2 separate regions of the Homo sapiens genome follow, and region 2 is linked to region 1. The links are chromatin loops, found by intact Hi-C in ENCODE. Cell type or tissue: B cell. All regions are shown on one strand. Each heading gives the region's core, and the rest is flanking DNA. Links, peaks and the distances in the headings are about the cores only. Region 1 overlaps SEPTIN6 (septin 6). Region 2 overlaps UBE2A (ubiquitin conjugating enzyme E2 A).

Evidence for each region. A loop is a pair of places that touch in the nucleus more often than their neighbours do. Peaks named below come from ENCODE experiments on the same cell type or tissue, not always from the same donor. Only the 100,000 strongest peaks of a DNase experiment are listed, where the experiment ranks them.
Region 2: a loop joins it to region 1, with 1.8 times the contacts of the local background. A loop is called at or near these places in 1 of 110 quality-filtered maps.

The regions. Positions count from the first base shown.
Region 1 is chrX:119,635,190-119,638,112 of GRCh38, reverse strand. It overlaps SEPTIN6 (septin 6), which reads left to right. Exons shown (of 11, transcript NM_145799.4): 7 at 918-1,086. Among named protein-coding and RNA genes, the nearest start is that of MIR766, 10 kb to the left of the region's middle. In B cell, for the core only: no CTCF peak of the experiment used is centred there; a DNase peak (open chromatin) is centred at 1,492; H3K4me3 peaks cover 158 bases; H3K27ac peaks cover 1,882 bases.
Region 2 is chrX:119,578,407-119,581,329 of GRCh38, reverse strand. The region is part of intron 3 of UBE2A (ubiquitin conjugating enzyme E2 A); the gene reads right to left. Among named protein-coding and RNA genes, the nearest start is that of UBE2A, 5.3 kb to the right of the region's middle. In B cell, for the core only: no CTCF peak of the experiment used is centred there; a DNase peak (open chromatin) is centred at 1,699; H3K27ac peaks cover 2,017 bases.

The DNA of each region.
Region 1 (2,923 bases), core at 100-2,599:
GTTCTTTCCCCTTATTCTTTGGAGACTTTGTCACCTCCCCTACATTGCCTGGGTTTGAACCCTAATTCTGCAACTTACTAGCTACATAACCTTGCCTAGCCTCATTGACACTTTGCAAACACCATTCCCTTCTCTGGCTGATAAATTGCTATTCTTCCTTCCAGAGTCATCTTAGAGATTTTCTCTTCGGTGAAGTCTTCACTTTCCCAGGAGTTCTTAGGTTCCCCTCTTCTGAGCTTTATTGCAACTTGGCTATCCCTCTATTTTTGTAGTTGTGCACTGAATTGTATTTGTCTATTTGTATCTATTCTTCCTCTAAACTATAAGCTCCTGAGAGCAAGATTCCATCACTTCGTTTCTGAATTCCCAGTGCCTCACACAATACTGGGAACAGAGATTCCACAAATATTGATTGGATGGATGGATGGATGGATGGATGGATGGATGGATGGATGGATAGATAGATGGATGGATGAGTGGATGGATGGATGGATAGATGGATGGATGGATGGATGGATGAGTGGATGGATGGATGGATGGATGGATGGATGGATAGATGGATGGATGGATGAGTGGATGGATGGATGGATGGATGGACAGATGCATATATGCTGTTGTCCTACAAGTGGTGCAGACCAAACATTCTTTTGAGGGTTCTGACTGCTGAATTTAGATTGTGGTGCTACTGACTGTCTTAATAAGTATTTTTATGATATCACAGTTTTTCATTACTGGCATTTTTGTAACCTTTCATTTACATTTTCAGTAGAAAAGAGAGGAGGTAAATTTGCAGGATCTAAATACACAGATTGCAAGGCAACGTCACTGTTAGACATTTTGCCTCTCGTTTCATCCATTTCTGCTTCTGCTGGCCTTCCTTTCAACATACTTTCAATACCCCAAATCCTGCTATGCAGTTGAAAACGAGGCCCACTGCGACTTTGTGAAGCTGCGGGAGATGCTGATTCGGGTCAACATGGAGGATCTGCGGGAGCAGACCCACACCCGGCACTATGAGCTGTATCGCCGCTGTAAGCTGGAGGAGATGGGCTTCAAGGACACCGACCCTGACAGCAAACCCTTCAGGTACCGCTCCTGCCAGCCCAGCCCAGCCCAGCCCAGCTCAGCTCAGCCCACTCAGGTGGTGTGGAAGCCTTCCCCTGGAGAATTCACAGGGGAGGCGAGACACGGGTGCTAAGACCTCAAGGAGCAGGGGCGACTCACTTGCCAGTTCTGCTTGCCTGTTCACCCTTTGCCTCTGCACACCTGCCAGGAGAGCTGTGGGGAGCAGGCTTGGGAAGTACCGCCGCCTTGCTTTTAAGGGCAAGGGAAGGGAGGATGCCCAGAGGACCAGCAAGGCTGATCACCACACACACATGCACGCATCCATGACAGCTCCAAGCAGCTGCGCTGGGGGGAATCCCCAAGCTGGGGCCCTGTTCCACGAGGTGGCAGTTGGTAACTGTCCTCTGCCCCTCTTTCTTCATCAGGCTCCTGGCGCTCAGACAGGTTTCTAGTCTGTTCTTTACCCATTTCCCCATTCTCAAACCCAGATAGGACCAGGTAGCATGCCCTTGCCATGCATCGATGAACTGCAGGCTCTCCAATTGCTGTCCTTAGTGTCTGCATTCAAGTGCAAGTTCTGTTTTGACCGCAGGATGTTGATCATCACTGCCATATTTCTTAAATCAGAATGCTTTTAGAGAAGGGGAATGTTTTTGAAAGCAGGTTATTATGCAGAGAGGAGTAATGCGCCAAGTAGAAGTGTCTGATCTATATGCGTGATGTGTGAAATAAGCCCCACAGTTGAAATTACCACGTGGTGCCCTTTATGGTGGTCAGGCATTAATAAGCAAGTGAGGGAGATGTCTACCAGTTAAAAAGGCTTTCAAAGAGCCTCTGAGATCTTACTCTACCTGTGCACAGCCTAAAGCTGGCCTGGAGTCAGAGCCTAACCAGTCCCTTGGGGATATTTGCTTCAGGAGGGACAGGCTCATGCCCTATATACTGACAGGTGGGGCTGGGGGAAGCCATGCTTGTCTTTTTCTGGTGGGAGCTCCCTGGCTGTCTTCCCCACCTGCAGCTTTCATCTGCATTTGTAGAGGAGTAGGTGTGCCTCCACCTGGTCATTTTGTCTCCTTCCCTCCTCCTTCACTCCATCCTGAATACCTCTGTTTCCTGTGTCTTCGCCTTCTTCACTCCTTCTCTGCCAGCTCCTTCCCATGCTGCATGTAAGCATTCTTGTGCTGAAGAAACTCTCCCTTAACCCTGCTCTTTCTTACCAGCCTCTGTCCTGTCAAGAAGTCCTTGACAGGATGAGGAGAAAGAGTTGTTCTATGTTTACTGGTTCCTCTTCCCCATCTCTCATTCATTCCTCAATCCACTGCAGTCTGGCTTCTGTCCCCAGCATAACCACTCAAATGCCTCTCTCCAAGGCCAGGAATCGCAGACTTGTGGCCAAGTTCAATGTGGCCTTTGGTTTCCATCTTATTTGATATCAACGCAGCACTTTATGCCATTCCCCACTGCCTCCTTGAAATGCTCTCTGCCTTTGGCTTTTCTAGCACTGGCCTGGCTGATTCTATTCCTATCTCTCCTACTATTTCTTCTCAGCCTCCTTTGCAGGCTCGTTTTCTTCACCTTACTCCTTTAAATGTTGATATACCCCCCGGGATTCTTTCCTAGAGCCTCTGCTCCTTTCACTTTCTGTTCTCTTTGCAGCTGGTTCTTTCTACTCTCACAGCCCTAATTACCACCTAGAAGTAGATGGTTCCCAAGCTAGTCTTACTTCTGAGGTCTAAACCCATTAATCCAACTGCATCCTGGATGTCCACTCAGACATCCCATAGAGGACCTCCCCGAAAATCAAGCTCTGTACAAATTCATCTTCTGCCCTCTTAAGCATGTGTCTCCAACATTCCCT
Region 2 (2,923 bases), core at 297-2,796, 57 kb after region 1:
GATTTTTTGTTTTGCCATTATTTTCCCCCAAACTTGGAGACAGCCATCATAAACACAAAATTACTGCTTACAAGATTTTAGCCACTGTACATTTTGAAAACATCCTTAAGAAACTGGGCCCAAAATTTGGCCTTCTTCCTTTAGAAGACCAAAAGACCTCAAAGGCCTATGTTAGTCAGCTGCCATCTTAAACGCTCCAGTGATTTTTAGACAGACTAGAAAGAATGAAAGCACAATGGTTCAAAAACCAATGCCAGAATACAAATCCATAATCAAGTTATTTTTAAAATAGAAGGGAATAAGTATAAAAGTGTTCATACTGGTTCCTTTTCATGTCATAGTGACCCTATAATGAAAACTTAATTGAATTTAAGCCAGGAAAAACTTCATAGTCCCTCTCAGAAACCCTTAAGTATGGCTCATAAGGTACTTCACTATAAAATCAACTCAATTATTCACACATATGGAGGGAATTAATGGCAGAAATAATTTTAAAATCACATTTGGTTTAGATTGCATTCATGTTTCCAGCAAATTTATTTTTCTAATGTTTATGCTACTATTGAAATGAAATTATTTTTCTTAAATATATGTCAACCTAAGGTAGCAGGAGGCCCTAAAGCATAGTAGGTTATAAACTTACTTACAAGGCATGGACAAACTGGATCTCATTCAAGAATTGTTAAGATGTGATATGAAGAGATTATGTCCTTTAAAATATTATTTTCAATTGTTTGTTGAATAAATTGAAGAACACAATTGAGCAATGTTTTTTCCTGACTGAAATCTGTTCAAGTAAACTTAGAAGAATCAGTTACTATATGGTATAAGGTGATGCATGTTCCACTATATTACTCTGGTCCATTTAACAAATTATTCTAAAACAACAGACCATACTTCAGTGTATTTCTTACTGGTTCCTTCAGAGTTAGCAATTTATTTCCTTTTTGTTCTCATTAAAAGGTTTATCACTGCTTAAGAAAGAGAGAAGACTATAATCATTCTAGGACTAGATCTGTGACAAAACAGTATCAAAAAGTTTGTTTTTAGCAAGCTCATTGGAAACAATTTGCTAACAAAGCTGCCCTTACTATGAACAAGTGTCTCAAAGCTTCAAAATAATATAAAATGCAACATACAGAGACATTATATTCCTCAAATTATTGTTACTCCCTATTTTCTTTTCAAAGCCAGACCTGAAGATACTATGTATTATAACTAAGAAAGTAAAATCTTATGGAATGGACAAACATATGCCCATTAGAAGTATGGAAGTATGTCCATCAGAACATACTTCACCTTTATCACCACCTGGTCATAAATCTTCCTCTTTCTGAGGAAGAAAGCACAGTTCTTCCTTTTCAGTATTTATTGACACTATAATATGCAAGAAAAAGTGGGAATGTGTTAGAGTTCAAAACTTTGAGTTTCCTTATGTATTATGATCTCAAGTGTAAACACATTTGGATCAATGTTGCAATCTGACTAAATTATGGGTAAGAGACACTGCTCTAAAACTGGGCAGATGTAATAGCACATGGAGATCCCAGCTACTTCAAAACCATCACTAAATATGGTATCTAAAGGTAGTAAAGCAAGACATAGGGAAGCCATAAGCAAAAACAGTAAAACACACTGCTAAGAGCATGAGCTCTGCAGTCAGACAGGTCTGGGCCCAAGTCCTTGCTTTGGTACTTACTAGCTGTGAGACTTTGGGGAAGGTGTTCTCCTTGACTAAACCTTAAGTTCCTCATTTGTAAAATGAGATTAATCATAGTACCCACCATATAGCATTGTTGTGAGGTTTAAATGAGAGGAATATGCATAGTTCCACAAAGTTAAGTGCTCCAAAACCATGAGCAACTATTTTTGCTATAATAATTCTAAAGTTTCACATCTCTAGACTCAGCTGAAGGAGGCAAAACCCAAAAATCAGAACTATCAGTAAGAAATATACAATTAAGGCATTCAGATATTAAACAGTACTTTTAGGTCTACATCAAACACTCACAGTTCAAAGCAAGTTGAGTACCTATATTGGTGGCTCACAAGTTCCTTGACTTGAGCTTTCTGCATACACTTGCCCAGAAGTTCAACTAAGTGATTACCTAGCTACCAAAGAAGTTAATCGCAAGTCTTTTAAAACAGTTCACTTAATATCTTGAGAAGTGAAGCAACCTATTTATGTCTACTTGAATATAAATTAAGACAACCCAAATCTTATTCAAGGTACACATTAAAAAGAGGGTAAAAACTTCACACTTTTAGTCACACTAATCAGAACCTGTTTAGTATAACCTTCAATGTAATTTCTAAGCTCTAAAACAAATGTTAAGGGAATTTAAAATCCCAGAATTAGTATTATGCAGTCTTGAGACTACAGCTTACCCTCTGAATATTTAGAAGGCTAGGCTTTAAAATAACTGAAAATTTAAGCCTCACCATTGTTGTACATAATGTATACTAATTTTGTTCATCTTCCCGAGGAGGCTAAGACATCGTAAGGAAAGTATCAATTAATCCATCTATACAGGGAGACCACCAAAATTACATAAACGTGTTAAGTGACTGGTGTATGGCAATAAGGAGTGATATGGTTGAACTAGAGGGGGTATATGTTCTGCCTAAAGACACTCACAAAGTCAAGTTTTGGAAAATACTGTGTTGGCCAAAGAAAACACACCTGCAGGTGTTTTCTGCCATTTGGCCACCAGTTTGTGACCCCTGAGAAGAAAGCAAAATACATATAACTTCAAAATTATTTTTGATGACTGAAAATCGATTTTTCAAGTAATATCCAAAACTCTTCATCATAGGATTTATTTATATTTAAAACACTCTTAGTGGACTTTAGAGATTCATTTTGAAAAAGATTTTATGACTCAGAAACATTTCCAAAAATTAAAAAAAAATAAAAACGATT